3 separate regions of the Homo sapiens genome follow, and all the other regions are linked to region 2. Evidence: chromatin loops called from intact Hi-C (ENCODE). Cell type or tissue: mammary epithelial cell. All regions are shown on one strand. Links, peaks and the distances in the headings refer to the core of each region. The heading gives the core; the rest is flanking DNA. Region 1 overlaps LINC02456 (long intergenic non-protein coding RNA 2456). Region 2 overlaps PARPBP (PARP1 binding protein). Region 3 has its middle 85 kb from the start of LINC00485.

Region 1 (5,000 bases), core at 1-5,000, 530 kb after region 2:
GATGGATTAAAGATTTAAATCTATGACCTCAAACTATGAAACTACTAAAGGAAAACATTGAAGAAACTCTCTAGGGCACTGGCCTGAGCAAAAATTTATTGAGTAATGCCCTACAAGCACAGGCAACCAAAGCAAAAATGGACAAATGGAATCACACCAAGTTAAACTGCTTCTGCACAGCAAAGGAAACAGTCAATAAAGTGAAGAGACAACCAAAAGAATGGGAGAAAACATTTGCAAACTCTACATCTGACAAGGGATTAATAACCAGAATATATAAGGAACTCAATTTATAGGAAAAAAGTCTAATAATCTGATAAAAAATGGGCAAAGTATTTGAATAGATATTTCTCAAAAGAAGACATACAAATAGCAAACAGGCATATAAAAAGGTGTTCAATATCATTGATTATCAGAGAAATGCTCATCAAAACTACAATGAGATATCATCTCTTCCCAGTTAAAATGGCTTGAATCCAAAAGACAGGCAATAACAAATTCTAGTAAGAATGTGGAGAAAAGGAATCCTCATACACTGTTGGTGGGAATGTAAATTGGTAGAATCACTATGGAGAACAGTTTGGAGGTCCCTCAAAAAACTAAAAATACCATATGTACAAGCAATCCCACTGCTGGGTGTATACCTCAAAGAAAGGAAATTAGTATGTAAAACAGATATTTGCACTCCTGTGTTTGTTGCAACATTGTTCACAATAGCCAAGATTTGGAAGCAACCTACGTGTCCATCAACAGATGAATGGATAAAGAAATGTGATACTTACATACTATTCAGCCATAAAAAGAATGAGATCCTGTCATTTGCAACAACATGGATGGAACTGGAGGCTATTCTGTTAAGTGAAATAAGCCAAGCACAGAAAGACAAACGTCAGAAGTTCTCACTCATTTGTGGAACCTAAAAATCAAAACAACTGAACTAACAGAGTTAGAGAGTAGAAGGAAGGTTACCAAGTCCTGGGAAGGGAAGTGGGTTGTTAAGGGGGTGGTGGGAATGGTTAATGGGTCCAAAATATAGATTGAATAAGATCTAGCATTTGATAGCACAACAGGGTGACTATAGTCAATAATAATTTAATTGTACATTCAAAAATAACCAAAGGAGTATAATTGAATTTTTTTGTAACACAAAGGATAAATGCTTGCAGTGATAGATACCCCATTTTCCATGATGTAATTATTATGTGTTGCACACTTGTATCAAAACATCTCATGTACCCTATAAATATATACACCTATTATGTACCCATAAAAATTAAAAAAACATTTTGAGAGTGATTATGCCTTTTTATTGAAATAATTAAGTGAAAATAGGAAACAAAGATCTGAATGTCATCTACACAGAAGCTCCTGGGACAAGATATTATGAAATTTGTACTCCTTCTAAAACAAAAAAACAAACAAATAAGCAAAACCCAAAATGGTCAACGCTTTGTAATAGTGAGACATTTGAGACACTAAGCACAAAGTCTCCTATACTCTTTCTAAACACCCAACCCTCTTTGCCTACATTGCACCCATGAGAGGATTTGGGGAAGGACAAATAGCAGAAGGTGCTATAATTGGCTATAGAACTTTAAGAGGGGCCTCTTCTAGACCTTCACAAGTTTTTTCATTACCCTACACATCCAGAAGAAAAGCTTTTTTTTTTTTTTTTAAACTCAGCCAGCTACTTGAATGTTGGATCTTCAAATTAAATAAAAATATATATTTAAAAACACCCTCAATAACTAACAAAAAAAATCACTTGGTTATTTGATACATGGACCATGTCTCAATAACTTGTTTATTTCTCCCACAGGATTAAATCTGAGTACATAGTGAATGACCAATCAATCCTCATAGTTTGATTATAGATTATTGACTTACATTTACGAGATGCTTTCTGGAAACTCTCCTATCCCTCAACTCAGAAGTCTGACAACGTGTGTAGAGAAAACCTGTGTCTAGAGCATGCATTGGCTCAGAGCAAAACACACCCAATATTGTCAAACAATTGGTTGTTGACAAAAATTCAACCTTTATTTAATAGGGAAAATGTGTTTGGCAGGTAGAACCCAAGTCCTCGAAGGCTTTTTTTTTATGGTGTATATGTGTTTTATTTGTTTTTATTGCCACATGTATTAAACAGTCATCCTATCTCACCTTGGGTGATTGGAGCCCTCTTCAGTAGGTAGATTCCTCCAGCCATCTTGGACCATTTCTGTGACACAGACAATGTTTTCTTCTTCCCAAACTTTATTTTGAAGTAAGTTCAAGGAAATTCAAAACAGCAAGGTTGAGTGGAAAAAATAAGTCTTTTGTTCAGCATGTACAGTTTGAATTCTGTCAGGAGATATTGTACTTTCCTTTTATTACACTTTATTTTGGAGGTTTTTTTTTTGTTTTTTTTTTTTTTTTTAAGAGTCAGAGGAACCCTAAGTCAGGAGGCTGTCCATAGCTGAGTCTCATGGACAAATGGTCAGCTCAAACACATAACAAAGGGTCTGTTGTGATGTTGCCAATTCTATTTCATGAAATCTTTTTTTGGTATAAACTGGAGAAAGCACTTTGTTCAGTTAAAGATTTTTTTTCTTCCCTACCAGTTGTCCTTGCCAAGGTCAATGTTTCTATTATGTGGGGGGAAGCATACCCGCCCCCTGGTGGCTGATTTACACATAGACCTTTTTCTTTACCAAGACCCGTGGATCTCAGTAGCTAAAATGTCCTAGTGTGGTGTACATTCATTTAACAAATATTTATTGAGCTCCTGTTTTGTGCCAGGCAATGTACTAAGTGATTCGAGTTGGGAAACCCAAGGTCTTCCTCTGGGTCTTTTATATGGCAACCAACCATTCAACCTGTTCACAAGGCGGCCACCTCACCTCCGGTGCTTCATTTTCTCAACAATGAGCTATATTATATCTGCACTACTTATCCCAAAGCATAGTATCAAAGATCCAAAATGATAAAATAACAGCAAGTGTGATCGTATGTTGTAAATTAGATGAGGTCACTCCAGTGCTTAAAATAATTTAATGTCTTCCCATTGCCCTTAAAATAAAATCCAACCTCTTTTTATGGACTCAAAGACCCAGCACAATCTATCCACTGCCTCCTTGTCAACCTCATGCCACACCATTCTCCCCCTGGAGAATCTCACCCCTTAATACAGGTCAACTGTCATTTTCTTGAAAGTGCAATTTCCCCCTTAAGGCCCGTATATGTACTTTCTCCTCCCCTTTATAAGCGTCTTCCTACTCTTCACCTACCTAACTCTTATTTATCTTCTTTCTGAATGAAGGCCACCTTCTCAGGAATTTCTTTGCTAAGTACTAGTTCTAAAAATAGTTCACTTTATTATATTATTTCATAGAATCTTATTTTCCTTCATAGGTCTTATCCTGTATAGCAAGTATGTATTTATTTAAATTGCTATTTTTGACCATCTTCTCCACCGAAGTGAAAGTTCCATGAGGACATGTACCATAACTGTATAATTCACTACAGTCTATCTTGCACCTGTAAATAGCATCAATTGGACTTTGGGGAATGAATGAATAAATGACACCTGTGGAATGTTATAGAAATGTGAATTTATTATATATAAATAAGATAATATGAAATATAGAAAAAGTAGGAAAAGCAATTCAAGAAAGAGAATATTGGTGCATTTAATAAGTATTTTGAAATATGAACTTTTAAAGTTTAATTACTCAGTTATATAATCTATATGTTATGACTGCTTAATTAAATAGAATTTAGAATGTTATAACCTAAGCTAAGTTTGCAGGTGACAAAACTGGTGTCCAAAGACATGAAGTGAGACATATAAGGTTATACAGAAGCAGAAACAAGACTAGAATATATGTCTGTGATTCCTGACCTGGAGTTCTTTTGACTACATTGTGTTTATTCTTGTACAACATTATTGTTATGAAACTTCATTTCTTAAGGCTTTATAGACTTATTAAACTTTTGTATTCTATTAAGGTTAGACTAGAGCATCTATAAACAAATTGCTTAATAATTATTGAGCATCTTCCGTCCTGATGTCCTGGAACTAAAATATATATATATATATCTTAGCTCAACTGCCTTCTCCCTTCTCCTGCTTCTCCTTCTCCTTCTCTTCTCCTTCCCTTCTCCTTCCCTTCTCCTTTCCTTCTCCTTTCCTTCTCCTTTCTTCCTTCCTTCCTTCCTTCCTTCCTTCCTTCCTTCCTTCCTTCCTTCCTTCCTTCTTTCCTTCCTTCCTTCCTTCCTTCCTCCCTTCCCTCCCTACCTGTTCCCTTCTATTTTACTATTTCCTTACTGGGAGCATTTTGTCATCCTTTGTGCTTAAAGGGTACTTTCTATCTGGAAACTCATTTCCTCCATTCTGGGAAAGTTTCTTGAATTATTTCTTTTATAATTTTCCCTCCATTTCCTATTTTTATTTTTCTGTACTTCTGCTTTTCCTTCATTTCTGCTCCAATAACTGTAATTAACAATAGCCTTTTGATGATATTTGAGTATTTCTTTTTATAACAAACTGTTCTTATTTCAAAGCCACAGTATCCTGTCTTAAGTTTTTGAGGAAACGAATGGTACTATTTTTGAAATTATTTTTTCTTTGCATTTTTTTCATCTTTCTGTTTCTTTTCCCCCATTAGTATGTTTAAATTACTGTCTTTCTTGTTGAGGTTTTCCTGAAATGTCTGGTGATTCTTGGATGTCCATTCTTATTTGAGAGGACAGAGTTGCCAGACAAGATAGGGAACAGTCATTTGAATCTGAATTTCAGATAAACAATGAATACATTTTTAATATGTCCCAAAGACCGCATTTTTATTTGCTAAATCTGGCAACCCCAAGAGAGGGGCAAGAAGCAGCTGAAGAAACGTCTGTGTGCATGGATAGGACTTGTTGACTACTGGGTGTTACTAAGATGATCTGGCTGGGCTGTTTCACTAGAGGATCCCTGACCATTAGCATCTTTAGGTTTTCACTGAGCACTTAGAGCA
Region 2 (7,296 bases), core at 884-5,883:
TTCTCTTAATGACTATATCTTGTTCCATGAAACTTCATTCCATTCTAAGATTCTAAGAAGGATTTTTTTTCAGGATTTTATTCTGAATTGCAGTCTGTCTTCTCATATGGATATCCATTACAAAGAAGTAAATTTGGAAGAGGGTTTTGAAAATAACTTAGAGACAAAATAAGTGACATCTTCTGAACTTCCAGATAATATATTGGGGAGCCATTTCTATTGAAATATCAGATATTTAATTTTTAAAAAATTTTTTGTAAGGCAATATAGATATATTTTGTTAAAGTCAGGTGGTACTACAGTCATCTGTCAGTTTTTTGCCCTTGAAGATATTCCTTCTGGAAAGTCCCCTGTCATCTTTATTCAATCTTTGCTTTTGCTCGTTAGGCCTGTGTCAGAGTGGCAACCATGAACCTTCATCCTCACCTCGTGAAACAGTCTCTGCCTGTTTCCTGGCTCTTATGACTTTATTTTAATTGGTAAACCCCTTATTTTGCTCAAGTAGCTTTCTCAGAAAAAGTAAATGGTAAGCAAATATTTTATGTTAGTCTTATATTTGGTTGCATATGATTTTATGTCATGTTTCATTTATTTCTCTAAGATTATTTATTATATTTAATGTAAAAATATTGTTATCTGCTTCCTGAATGGTCTTTGTTTTATCTAGATTGGATGCTTTTCTGTTTTTTACTTTCTTTTTTTTGCCCTCTTTCATAGTAGAGGTGTTCCCACAATGTGTGGTGATTCTGAACTGTCCTTTCATATTTAAGAGTGAGGCCCTATAGAGCTGATTAGTAGCTCTGTATAGTGGGTTTATTTATAGCATGATGCCCAGTTGGCTCTTTTGTTGGAGACTTACTCTCCAAATGTCAGTAACTTTAGATCTTTTCTTTGGGACTTTCCCAAAAATTTCCACAGAGGAATCTTTTAATCTCTGAAAGCTGTAAATCTGGCTAGCAATATTCTGGGATTTGAGATAGGTCCACGTTGATGCTGAGTCTCACAGTTCCGTATGTAGACTTACTCAATTCCTTTGTTTTTAGTCCTGCTGCCCCTGGGTCTGGAGCCTCTCATAGTTTCTTTAGAACAGTTCTGCTTCCCATGCTGAGGTGGGAGAGAAGCACTAGACTGACTGCTCAGAATAGAGGGAGAATGGGGGTATAAGTGTTCCTTATGGAGACTGTCAACTAGCTTTTCTGTTTTCAACCCTGCCTTTACATAGCCATCAGTATTGCCTTCAATTTCTGATTAATTTCTGAGTTTGCTTCTTACTGATGTTCCTCTTAGCAGTTACTTAGGTTTTAGCTTTTGTATTCTGGGTAGTTAGTTATGACTCAACCATCTGTTTTCATTTTTTTGTACTTTGATGAAATGCCTCTACTCTCATCAGCTGTTGTTTCCTCTCTCATTCTCTTTTTCTTCATAGATGGAAACTTTTTTGTTTTTTGCTTTTTTGTCATTTTAGTGAAGTTTTGGAAAAGAGCAGAGATAAATGTGTATGTTCAATCCAATATGGTTTGTTATAATTACATTCCTTTTGGAGGAATTTCTGGTTGTGGTCAACAGGGTAGAAGTACATTTGTTTTAGAGGCATCTAGGGTGAGGGAATAGACTTCTTCAACTTAGCAGCCATTTATTTTGGATATTCCATGTGGTTATAATAAGGAAGTATCTTCTAGAGAAGGTCTTGAGGAAGTGAGTATCTAAATAGTGAATGTCTTCAACTGGGTATCTGAATAGTCCACTTGAGCAATTTTTGTTATCTTTTTTGTGTTGATTTGTTTGTTTATTTTTGTTCTGCAGTAGGTATAGGTTTGTTTTATAAATAAAATAAAATTATTAAAAACTAAAAACATATACCCTATGCATATCATAATAGATATTAATAGAAGGTGTACAGAGGAAAGGGCAATTGACCTGGTTTCTGGGAGCCAGGGATAAGGGTGTCAAGAATGCTTATCTGGATGGGTGTTAACAGTTAAGCCTAATTTTGAAGGATGAACTTGAAGGAGTTAACTAGACATGGTGGGTGGGAAAGTGGATAACCCATTTGGACATTGCTTCACTGGTTATTCATTTTATCTTATAATTTCAACCTCTCCCTTTACTAGTACTTTAGCCACATTCTATAAGCTTATAAGAAATAAACAACAAACTGTCTTCTTTGTTTCTTCCAGTTCCTTCTTCCTTTTACAGCTCATATTCTTAAAGAAAATACTTTCCTTTTTTCTGCTTCCCTCTTTGTAAGTATTTAATGTATATTTCTCAATAGACAGTAAACTCAATGAGAGTTTATTGGTTTTCTTCACCAATATTCCCTAGCCCTAGCACAATTTTTGCCAGAATAGACAGTCAATATTTATTTGATTGTCTGTACTTGACTGATTTATACTCCTTCACTTTTTCCCTCTACTGAAGCTATTCTGCCAGTGGTCACTTGTGATCTTCTAATTATCATAGTCTTTGGTCTCTTTTGAGTCTTCAAATTTAGTCATTTCCTATTGGAACTCTTTTTTCCTATAACTTCAGATACGTCATTCTCTTATTTTCCACCTACCTCTTCTACTACATATATGCAAATTCTTCTAAATCTATATTTCAGTGAAATTCGAACCTCTTTCCTGAGTTTCAGAAACATATCTTCAACTATCTTTAAGATGGTGCCTCACAGGCAACTCATATGTCCTAAACTAAATTTTTGTCTTTCTCTGCAAAACTGCTTCTCCTCCTGAAGCGATGAAGCCTGTCTCTCTCCAGCTCCCAAACAAGAATCTGGGGCATATCCTAAATACATTCACTCACTAAGATCCGTCACTTTTTCTTACTTCACATTTTTTATGTTCTTTCTCCTCATCTCTTCCTATAGCTACTATTTTATTTCCAGTGTTTACTGTTTCAGACTTTCATCCTTTCTTGTCTGGACCTTTTCACGTGTCACTGAGTTGTCTATTCTGCCTCCAGTCTTAAGTTGCCCTATCCTGTCGTCCTCATTGCTGCCAGAGTGATTTTTCTGAAACAACAAATGTTACTCCCATAATTAAAACTTTTCAGTGATTCCATATTTGGTACAGGGTAAAGCTTCAGGAACCTCAATATGATACACAAAACTGTCTATGCTCTAACTCCTGCCCATCTCTCACTCTGACCTCTTTATCCTCCTCGTCTCTGTCAACCTTAAAACTTAGAAATAAAAATGTATTTAGCTCTTGTATCTGAGGAAAAGTTTATACTACTTATTTTTAAATAGAAAAATTACAGTAATGTTTGAGTCCAAGGAAGGGTGGAATAGACAGACTGGGAAGAAATAAAGAACACTCATCGCCCCACTGCCCACTTTTCATGAGGCCATCTTAGCTATAGGTGGCTGCATTTCTACACTTTGCCAGTAGGTGACACCATAAAATGCATAGTGTACTTTCACCTGAAAGATGTCTTAAATGAGATGTTTCAAGTTGTATCAATTAATAGTTCCCTGTTGTTCAGAAGTTGAAAATTCTGTATTTCACATTTATCACACAACTTTTTAATGCACATTTACATTATACTGTCATGCGCCACTTGATGAGAATATGCTCTCAGAAATGCATTGTTAGGCAATTTCATCACTGTACAAACATCATAGACTGTACATACACAAACCTGGATGGTGTAGCCTGCCACACACATAGGCTATATGGCATAGCCTATTGCTGCTAGGCTACAAACCTGTATGGCCTGTTACTGTATCAAATACTGTAGGCAATTGTAACACAATGGTATTTGTGTGGCTAAGCATATCTAAACATTGAAAAGGTCCTGTTCAGAATGCAGTATAAAACATAAACATAGATAAGCATAGGGTACTTGCCATGACTGGAGTTTGCAGCACTTGAAGTTGCTCTGGATGAGTGGTGAGTGAATATGAAGGCCTGGAACATTATTGTAAACTCTTGTAGACTTTATACACATTATAAACCTAGGCCACACTAAATTTATAGAGCAAATATTTCTTTCTTCAAGAATAAATTACACTTAGCTTGCTCTAACTTTATGAACTTTAAAATTTGACTATGAATTTTTTAAAATTTTGAAACTTTTTGAGTCTTGTAGTAACACTTAGCTTAAAACACAAATACATTGTACAGCTGTACAGAATTTTTTTCTCTGTATCCTTATTCTATATGCTTTTCTCTGTTTAATTTTTCTTTTTTTTTTTTTTTTTTGCTTTTTAAACTTTTTTGTTTAAAATTAAGACACAAACATAAACATTAGCCTAGGTCTACACAGGGTCAGGATTATCAATATGACTGTCTTCCACCTCCACATCTTGTCCCACTGGAAAATCTTCAGGAGCAGTAATACCCCTGGAGGTGTCATCTCCTACAGTCACAACACCTTCTTCAGGAATACCTCCTGAAGGACCTGCCTGAGACTATTTCAGTTAGTGCTTTTTTTTTTTTTAAATAAGTAGAAGGAGTACACTCTAAAATAATGATAAAAGGTATAGCAAACACATAAACCAGTAAGAGTCATTTATTATAATGACCAAGTATTATGTATTAAACATAATTATGTGCACTATACTATTATATTACTGGCAGCACAGTAGGTTTGTTTACACAAGCATCACCACAAACATGTGAGTGATGTGTTGAGCTATGATGCTACGATGTTACATCACTAGGCAATAGGAATTTTTCAGCTCCATTATAATATTATGGGACTACCATCATATATGTGGTCTGTTGCTGACTGTAATGTTATTATACAGCACATAACTATTTATGTTGGGCTAAATATACATGTTTGGAGTGTTAAATCTCACTGAAATTTTTCAGTCTAATCTCCTAATGTTAAAGTTTTTCTTGTTTAAAAATATTTCATGGCCGGGCTTGGTGGCTCACACCTGTAATCTCAACACTTTGGGAGGCCGAGGCGGGCGGATCACGAGGTCAGGAGATCGAGACCATCCTGGCTAACACGGTGAAACCCCGTCTCTACTAAAAATACAAAAAATTAGCCAGGTGTGGTGGTGGCGGGCGCCTGTAGTCCCAGCTACTCGGGAGGCTGAGGCAGGAGAATGGCGTGAACCCGGGAGGCGGAGCTTGCAGTGAGCCGAGATCGCGCCACTGCTGTCCAGCCTGGGCAACAGAACGAGACTCCGCCTCAAAAAAAAAAAAAAATTCAGAAATATTTTTCATATATTTTATGTGGCACCTTTAATTACATTTAATTTTTAAAGGTAAAATTTACTTCAACAAATAGTTATCAAATTCTTGAGTATGGTATGGAAAAGCAGTCACTTTATTTAGGAAAGTGAAGAACTCAGTAATTACATTAAAGTATTACCAATCATTTGTCTGTATTATTGCTTAGTGTTCTCTTCCAGTTACTTTATTTTGGTACAAGCTTGGGGATTCAGTTGTGCTTTTCATCAGCAGCCTCTTGTTTCTCTTTCTGCCCCAGGGCACTGGTGTGATGCAGTTAGGAGTCAGGAGCTCAGTTTGCCTCTTTCTCATCTAAATTCTCCTATTAATGTTTATCCAGAATAGCCATAATATATCTTCTGGGAAGCACTCCTGAATACCTCCTCCTTCTCTCTACTTCCCCACTCAAACTTGTCTATACTTTCAGTAGTTCATTGTATCATTATCACTTGTGAGCTCTTAAAGAGAAAGATTTTATTCATTTTTGTATTGCCGGTGAACAGCATAAATATCCTGATGTCATTTTAGTTAAAACTTCTGGAGTTTCTAGGCTTTAGAAGCAAGAATTTGAATTAAACCACTGTGTTGCTGAGCAGATATTAGAAGCTAACCTAATGGTGGCTCTAGAAGTGAGTATATAGTAATGGAGTAATCAGAGCACTACTGTTTGGGGTATTTTGCCATGGCTTCAAAATGTTGACCTTGGCAAGTCTCTGAAATACAAGTCTTATTTTTTCCTAAATACAATTCAGCCAGTGAATTACATCATCTTTAAAATTTAACATTTTTGTCATGTAGAAGGAATGAGAAAAGGAGGTCAAAGGTGACTTTCCTAATATCATTTGAAGCATTTTTTTTGTTCTTATAATTGGCACTAAGACAGTCCCAGATTTTATTAACCATTTGAATCTTTTCCAAAACTCTTTTCTATTAGAGATTAATTCCCAGGAAAAGCATATAATGTTAATTACGTTTTCATTTTGGCTACATTTCATCCAGTTCACAGCTGAAAAAGAAAGTCCACATATATGTGAAAGAATTCCTAGGGTCTACTCAGACTTCTGATTACAGAAGTATGGCAGACTAGGCCCCCAGATTGATTCTTCCATTGAAAATAATTAATAATGTTGGATAGCATATTTCAAAAATTCTTCTTAAATGCGTTGGTAAGTAGGCAAATGTAATGAAAATATAGGTCAAAAATAGGTGAAGGAGGAAAGCCAGCGAGGCAAGTGAAGAAGGGAAGCCAGCTTTTAGCCCAGGAACTGGCCAGCATGGGGAGATAAATAGGAAACACATACCCATTCTACAGGGCTAAGCCCTCAGTGTAAAAATAAACTAAGAATAAGGGCTTTACTTTGACAAAAGGGTTTCTCTAAAAACCTAGTTAATGGTAAAACGTTTTAGTGTTCTGCTTAAGAATAAGACAAGAGTTCCTGCTGTCATCAGTTCTTTTCAACATAGCATGAGATGTCCAATTCAGTGTAGTAAGACAAAAAGAAATAGGAGATATAACAGTTGAAAAAATAAAATTCTATTTGATGATAATATGACTAATTATATAGAAAACTCCAAGAATGTAAAGGCAAATTATTACAATTGGCAGTACAGTTTAAGAGTGTTGCTGGACACAAGGCCAATAAACAAAATGCAATTGGATTTCTGTATCATTACTAAATAGAAGGATTTTTTTTTAAAAAAAACTTCAAAAATATAAAATACATAGAATAAATCTAGTAAAAACCATGCTAGCTTATTTTCCCTTGAAAGGTTCAAACTGAATGTGAAAGTCCCTGCTTGTCCTCTTCCACCTTGCTGCTATCCCTGAGCTTTGTATCCTGATCACAGTGTTACTAGAGATGTTTGTCCTCAGGATGATATCCTGCTTGCTTACTATGCACAGCTTTCGGCTTACCATGCCAGCTCTGGTTGGTTCCTTTTTGAGGGAGAGATTGGGTGGTACTGGGAGATTTTTGTCTCTTCGGTGATATGTTCTTCAGGGTATCTAGTATGCCATTGTGTAAGTAGACACCACCTAAGTACTTTTGTATTGCAAATAATAATAATATGAATAGTAAAATATATATCATTTGTCTTACTATTAAAAACT
Region 3 (6,874 bases), core at 1,875-6,874, 570 kb after region 2:
AAAGATGAACAGGAAATAATGATGGCCAATCATCAATTGCTACCCCTCTTCATACTTCTTCTGAACCTAATTTATGTTGCTAGTAGATAATTTATCATCACTGTTTTATGTTGATTCCCCCTCCCCATTGGTGAGGCTGTAAATTACCTGAGAGCAGAAACCATGCCTTGCTCATACACCCCACTCCTGGAATAAGTTAGGCCCCTGTGTCATGCTCTCTCACAATCCCCTGGGCTGCTCTTTCTGGAGCACTCTTCATAATTGTAAGGAGTGTGTTTAGCCTGCGCTCTTTTGACTTTCTCTGGAGGGGTCTCTACTAGAGTAAAAATTCTGGTCTCTTATCCCATCTCAGCTTTTTCTTCTCTTAACCAACAGAGCTTAGCCAGAGGTGTGGCCCAGCTGATTGGCAAGGGCCATCCTGAGTTGGCTGCTGGTCAGATAGGAGAAGGTGAAAGTGGGCACAGATTGCTTGGCAATGGGTGCTATTGGCAGAGAACCTTAATGATGTTTGGCTCTGTCTTTCTGCAGGGACTATAAGTCGGATGATTAAATTAGTTCCCTGTGAAGGAGGCCTATAGTTTTGTGGAAAAAATTCAGTTCAGGGGCACATTATAAAGCCCTCTTGGCTAAGTAAGCCACATGCTCCAAACAGTTTTATCAGTCATAAAGCTGGTGTGCTTATTTCTTCCTTTTCTTTTTCTTCACTTTTCTCTTCTCTTCTCTTCTCTTCTCTTCTCTTCTCTTTTCTTTTCTTTTCTTTCTTTTCTTTTTGAGACAGGGTCTCACTTTGTCATCCAGGGTGGAGTGCAGTAGTGCAAACACGGTTGACTGCAGCCTTGACCTCTCAGGCCCAAGTGATCCTCCCACCTCAGCCCGACAAGTAGCTGGGACTACAAGCAAGCACCACCATGCCTAGCTAATTTTTGTATGATTGTAGAGATGGAGTTTCGCCATGTTACCCAGGCTGGTCTTGAACTCCTGAGCTCAACCGATCCGCCCACCTCTGCCTCCCAAAGTGCTGGGATTAGAGGTGTGAGCCACCATGCCGGGCCTGGTGTTTTGATTTCTACCATTCTGACTCCCGTGTCTCTCTCAGGTGATCCAGAACTTGGGTGGGGAAGAGAATGGTATAATGACATGATTTTTTAAAATGCTAAATTGTTTTGAATTGAATATCTGTATTGCCTGCTAGACTGGAAGGTCAATGAAAGCAGAGATCTTCTATCTGTTTCATCATTGCTTCCCCAGGGCCTATCATTGTGCCTGGCATATTATAGGCCATCAATAAATATTTGTAGTATGAACAAATAAATTTATCTTTTGATTATCATTTTTTAGTATAGTCCCTGACATAGAAGTAGGGCTTAGTAAATATTGATTTGAATTGGAGCTGAGGTTTCAGATGGGGGTGGCATCAGGAGTCACATTCTGGTTCATTCTTCTTGGTTCTTTGACCCAGTCCTCCCTATTCCTGGGTGAGTGCTAATAGCCCCTAAGCCAACTGTACTTGTTCATGTTGCTTCTCTTTCCCACCTCAGCACAGCGCATAAGGGGAGAGGGGAGTATAGTCAATGGGAACCTATCAGTTTCCTACTTGCATGCCTCATCTCCAGCCCCGTGGCAGAACATTTATTTTTTATTGAAAAAGACAAAAGCTGGGATAAAAGAGGAAATGAGGGCATTTAATCATAATAGTAATAGGACTTAGAGTGTGTTCCACCTTCCCAGTAGCAGAAAGAACCTGTACGTAGGCTCTCCAGTCACCCTGTCCAGGCACTGGTCCACCTCCTAGATCCCGGGGCTCACTTTGGGCTGTGCCTTCTCCTGAACTCCATCTAGATTCTTAATTAAGAACAGAACATTTTCTTCATTTCCACTACACAGAGGAATGACATTATATGCAGAACATCTGTAAATCTTAAGTGTGGGCCTCAGGCAGCACCACTTTCCCACACATAAATCTTTGTGTGAGCTTAGGTCAATCGATACTTGCCTTCATAGGTGACTCTGGGGTCAAGCACATGTCCTTTAGACTATAAGGTCAGGACCCTCTTTCCAATGGGAAAGAGGCCACAATTGCAGAGAGCTGAACAATGGCCCCAGGTCGTGGCACTTGTCTGTGTTTTTCCTCCTGCAGTGCTCTGGCCTGGATGACTGGAAGCCCATTCAGTCAGCTGGAGTCTCAGACTTTCAGTCTGAAGGTGTGGCACAATCACCTATTCAGGGCTAATGTTCCTCCTCAACATGTGCAGTCCAGCCTACGATTTCCCTCTTCCATGGGCAAGGAGATAACAATGTCTTGGAGATCAGTCACTCCATCTTCACACAGCTTCTGTCAAATGATGCCCAACCATGTGCGGATGGCCAAAGCACACCTGGTGCTTCCATATGATAGAATGTAATGCAGCTGTTGAAGATCGTATCTTTTAAAAATTATTTAACCATCTGGGAAAAGGTTGATGATGGATTATTAAGTGAAAAAAATTATTACACTGTAATATAGATAGATGATAGGTAGATAGATGATAAATGGATCAAGCATGAAAGATGATGAGTGCCTCAAAACACTGAAGAGCTCTTCGAGACACTCAATCTCAAACCGAGGAACCATGTTTCTATAACTCTCTGTTTTGCCTTATGTTATCTAGAAAGACAAGCAGACAGAGTATATGTCTAGGAGGAAACAATCATAACCATTATTTAAATGCAGAAATGTAGAGAATCCAGAGCATGGTGCAACACCAGAGTTCCCATTCAGTCTATTCGCTGAGTCACCAGTGGTCACCGGGGGTCCTTCTTCTGCTGCTCTCTTTCCATCTTTGCTTCCTTTCTATCTCTATGGTTTTCCCACCCCTTTACACATTTCTGCAGCATCTTAACATCACTCTGGCCTTAACAGAGCCTTGCAATCCTCCACAGAAGCAGGCTTAAGGCCTCTGGGGGTTACAGAGTGAGGCATTTTTTGAGGTGAACTCCTCTTGCTAATATTTAGCTCATCACATATAATTTATGGGGTTATTTATAGTAAAGAACACCCTATCAGGGGTAAGAGGGACAGAAAACCCCATCAGGTTTCATTGGATTTGCCATATAGTTAGGCAGACATATCATGAAATGTGTTGACCTAGAAGAGAAGATACCCAGTTTTTAATGGAAAGCAGAAGGGTTACCCAGTCATAATCATGGCTAGACTTAAAAGCTGCCTATTTCTATGTTTTAAAGTATACTTTTCTCTTATTTTCATAATCATCACTCTATACTCCTTAAAAAAAAGGTGACTACATCCGCCGTTTGCATTGCTTCTTGAGAAAGTTTGAGAAATAAATTCTCATAAGTAAGCTGGAGCCATGGAATTTCTGATTGAGGTTGGAGTTACTGGAACCAAAAACCAATGTGAAAGGCAAAGCCTAACAATAAAGGCAGTGAGAACCAAATAGATAGCAGCAAAGTGACCTCTCTAAGGTTAGATCAGAGGATGCATGTTGCAGAACAAGGGGAATAAAATAGATAGCTGTGATAGGGCTGGACTCTGGAGGTCTGAGGAAGCTTGATTTGATGCTGAAGCCCATTGGAAGGGCAAACCCTAGAGTTGAGGCTGCAGGGCCTCCCCTCCTGCCCTCAGCTCTTATTCTACCCCACCTTCTGCTCGTGGCTCATCTGTCTCTCTCCTTCCCAGGTGGGGAGCTCAGCTGTTCTGAAAAACAAAATAGGAAGTCACTTATATGCCCTGGAGCCCTGCTTTTGTAATTCTGATACAGGGCATTAGACCTAATTTAATTTGAAAATAATATAGTAAGATGAAAGGAAATCCCACTTGAGCTTCTCATTTTAAAAAGAGTTCAAAAAAAGATAAAGTAAGCCTGAGAACCTCAAAGAAGGCCCTCTGGTCAATAGAGGCAGACAGGCCAGATGTTTTTGCCATCTGTGTCTTGTCCCCTCTGACATGGGGCTAGCTGAGGGAGAGAGGCACACAACAGAAGAGCAGGCTAGCTTGCTAATACTGCCCTCTTATTTAGCTCATGGAAATGTCATAACATCTAAGGTCTTACTTTCCCTCTGGATTTGAGGGGAAAACATCTATAGTCCTCTTGAACTCATTTCATGGAAGGAACTTTGTTACAGTGCAAAATTTCACCAAAGATTAATTGAACTTGACATCCTGAATGTCTTTTGCACAATGTACTAAAGTGGATTTTTTTTTTAAAAATGTCAGTATCTGATCCTTGGTGTGTGGTTTTTAGATGTCCAAAGTATTCCCACTTCTCAAATTCCCTTTAAGAAGCTGGAATGCAATGCATTTCTGAGTGTTCTTTATTTCAGTTGAATCCCCACCTTGCTATAGCAGTACTAAATATACTTAAAATCAACAATTCATCACAATAAAAAAAAAATACTGAGTGATATCCAGAGTGGCTGGCCTTCGTTCAACACCAACCATTCTCTAGTTTACGGGAAATTAGGATCACAGGCCAGCTTTACATTAACTGGAAAGTGTACGCTACCATCTTGTGGACAAAATATCAATAACACTGAAATATACTCAAGACAACTTACCATCTCTTTTGTATTACAGTGAACATTTATTTTGTCCTGGGTTCCCACATGCACTCATGGTGACCATTCCATGCAATTTAGAACTTTGGCACTGAATTATCTTTGTTAATAAATTGGGTACAGTTCAACATGAAGAAAAGCGAGCTTACCAAGAAAATTTTGGAACCCAAATACCAGAGACCTGGATCCTCATGTAACCTTCGCCTTTGATTCTTGCCTCTTCAGTTTTCACTTTTCTAAATGCAAAATGCAAGTGTTGATTCTGGTCATCTTATACTGAACACATAGGTTTTTGGTTGGTGTTGACAGGGTTAGATTTTTATAATATCCCGAGGAGTTGAACGTTATGATCCCAAGAGAAATTAATTTATTAACCAGTTGTTCTTTAACTGATACAAAAATTAGTTACTCTTCTCCTGGATGGTTTGCACATGAACATACAGGTGCATATCTCACTTGCTATGGTACCAAACAATGACATCATAGGATGCAGAAGGAGATGGTGTCATCACAGCTGTATGACATGAAAGTTATAGGATCACAGCATCTTAGGGTAGGCAAGGACCATCAAGTTCATTAAATTCAATTACATTTCTAATGCGTGAATCACTTGTATAATATCCAATTGCTTGTTGAATCTCTTCTTCTAGAATATAAGAAAGTACTTGAAAAGGGGACCACGTAAAAGACAGGAAAACAGGAGATTTCTATTCCAAATTTCTAAGGATGCTTTTTTTTATTGCTGTTGTTTGCTAATAGATATTATGACAGTTGGTAACTAGAGAATCTCTAAGGAAGAATCTGTAACTATCAGTCTCCTACCCTTGATGTTGTGGTTCTAGTCTATTTACAGTATGCCAAATAGCTTCTTGCCCACTGGAGCTCAGAAGACCTTCTAAAGTTAGAACTTTCCAGTGTTAAAAGTTTCTACTACAAGCTAAGGGTCTGTTGTATTCCCTCAATTCTTCCTTTAAGCCGTCATATCTAAGTTAGAAACATGTGCAAGTATGTGTGTTTGTGTGTTTGTGTGTTTTTCTGTGTGTGTCCATATACTTGTGTGTGTGTGTGTGTTCTCGGTGTTTTTCTTACTTGTAGGAAAATGATGACTCTCTCCCACCCCCAATTTGGTACTAGTGGCAAAGCATCATTTAAGAGGGCCACACACTGGTCATTTTTGTTATGAGCAAAAAATATAACTGGTCTTACACAGTTTTCCTTCCTGTTAAAAAAAGGAGTAATCTGTATCTTCTCTACCTCCCATAGATATATTTTGACAATTACGATACCACCATCTTTCATTAGCTCATTAATCTAAATATATATGTTTCTATTACAACATTGCTTACATAACAGAGAGCCAATTTCAAAAGAAGTATGTTCACCCCATTTAACTATTCATGCTGAAGCACTGAGTTTTGCAAATAGAAAAGCCCTAAAGCTACAACAAGATGATGACAATGATGACAGCAACAGTAACAGAGACAATACAACACTTAGACAGGCATTTGTTCCCAGTACTGGGTCTGAGGAGGACAGGTGAGAAATAGAAATGTAACTGACTACAAGTGAGTGACTGGACCAGGGATTCCAGAGCAATTCCGCTTGCCTTTGTATTTCAAGGTTCTTGACCCTCCTCTTCAGGAGTATATTATGGGTTATTATTTTTTTTTTTTTCATTTTATCTTGTGGCAAAAGTATAAATGTGGTCTCTGAAGAGAGGTCATTATTTTAAAAGGTCTGAGAAGCTTTAAAAAAGCTGTGATCCCACCCAAATCTCAACTTGAATTGTATCTCCCAGAATTCCCACGTGTTGTGGGAGGGACCCAGGGAAATGTAATTGAATCATGAGGGCCGGTCTTTCCCGTGCTATTCTCGTGATAGTGAATAAGTCTCATGAGATCTAATGGGTTTATCAGGGGTTCCTGCTTTTGCTTCTTCCTCATTTTCTCTTGCTGCTGCCATGTAAGAAGTGCCTTTTTCCTCCTGCCATGATTCTGAGGCATCCCCAGCCATGTGGAACTGTAAGTTCAAGTAAACCTCTTGTTTTCCCTAGTGTCAGGTATGTCTTTATCAACAGTGTGAAAATGGACTAATACAAGCTGGATAGAAACTCTGCCTTGATTAGCTATGAAACCAATATTGCCAAAGCACCTTTTTTTTTTTTTTTTTTTGGATGTTCAGATAGTTCTTTTTTTTTTTTAATACTTTAAGTTCTAGGGTACATGTGCACAATGTGCAGGTTTGTTACATATGTATACATGTGCCATGTTGGTGTGCTGCTCCCATTAACTCATCATTTACATTAGGTATATCTCTTAAT

Evidence for each region. Hi-C counts contacts between places; a loop is a spot of excess contacts. Peaks named below come from ENCODE experiments on the same cell type or tissue, not always from the same donor. Only the 100,000 strongest peaks of a DNase experiment are listed, where the experiment ranks them.
Region 1: it touches region 2 in a loop (20-fold over the local background); 9 of 110 quality-filtered maps call a loop at or near these places.
Region 3: a loop joins it to region 2, with 24 times the contacts of the local background. A loop is called at or near these places in 8 of 110 quality-filtered maps.

The regions. Positions count from the first base shown.
Region 1 is chr12:102,700,067-102,705,066 of GRCh38, forward strand. The region is part of intron 12 of LINC02456 (long intergenic non-protein coding RNA 2456); the gene reads left to right. Among named protein-coding and RNA genes, the nearest start is that of LINC00485, 120 kb to the right of the region's middle. In mammary epithelial cell, for the core only: a CTCF peak has its summit at 2,662 (motif pointing left); no DNase peak of the experiment used is centred there.
Region 2 is chr12:102,166,722-102,174,017 of GRCh38, forward strand. The region is part of intron 6 of PARPBP (PARP1 binding protein); the gene reads left to right. Among named protein-coding and RNA genes, the nearest start is that of PMCH, 27 kb to the right of the region's middle. RefSeq lists an enhancer at 1,175-1,304. In mammary epithelial cell, for the core only: a CTCF peak has its summit at 3,380 (motif pointing right); no DNase peak of the experiment used is centred there.
Region 3 is chr12:102,736,361-102,743,234 of GRCh38, forward strand. No RefSeq gene overlaps it. Among named protein-coding and RNA genes, the nearest start is that of LINC00485, 85 kb to the right of the region's middle. In mammary epithelial cell, for the core only: a CTCF peak has its summit at 4,490 (motif pointing left); no DNase peak of the experiment used is centred there.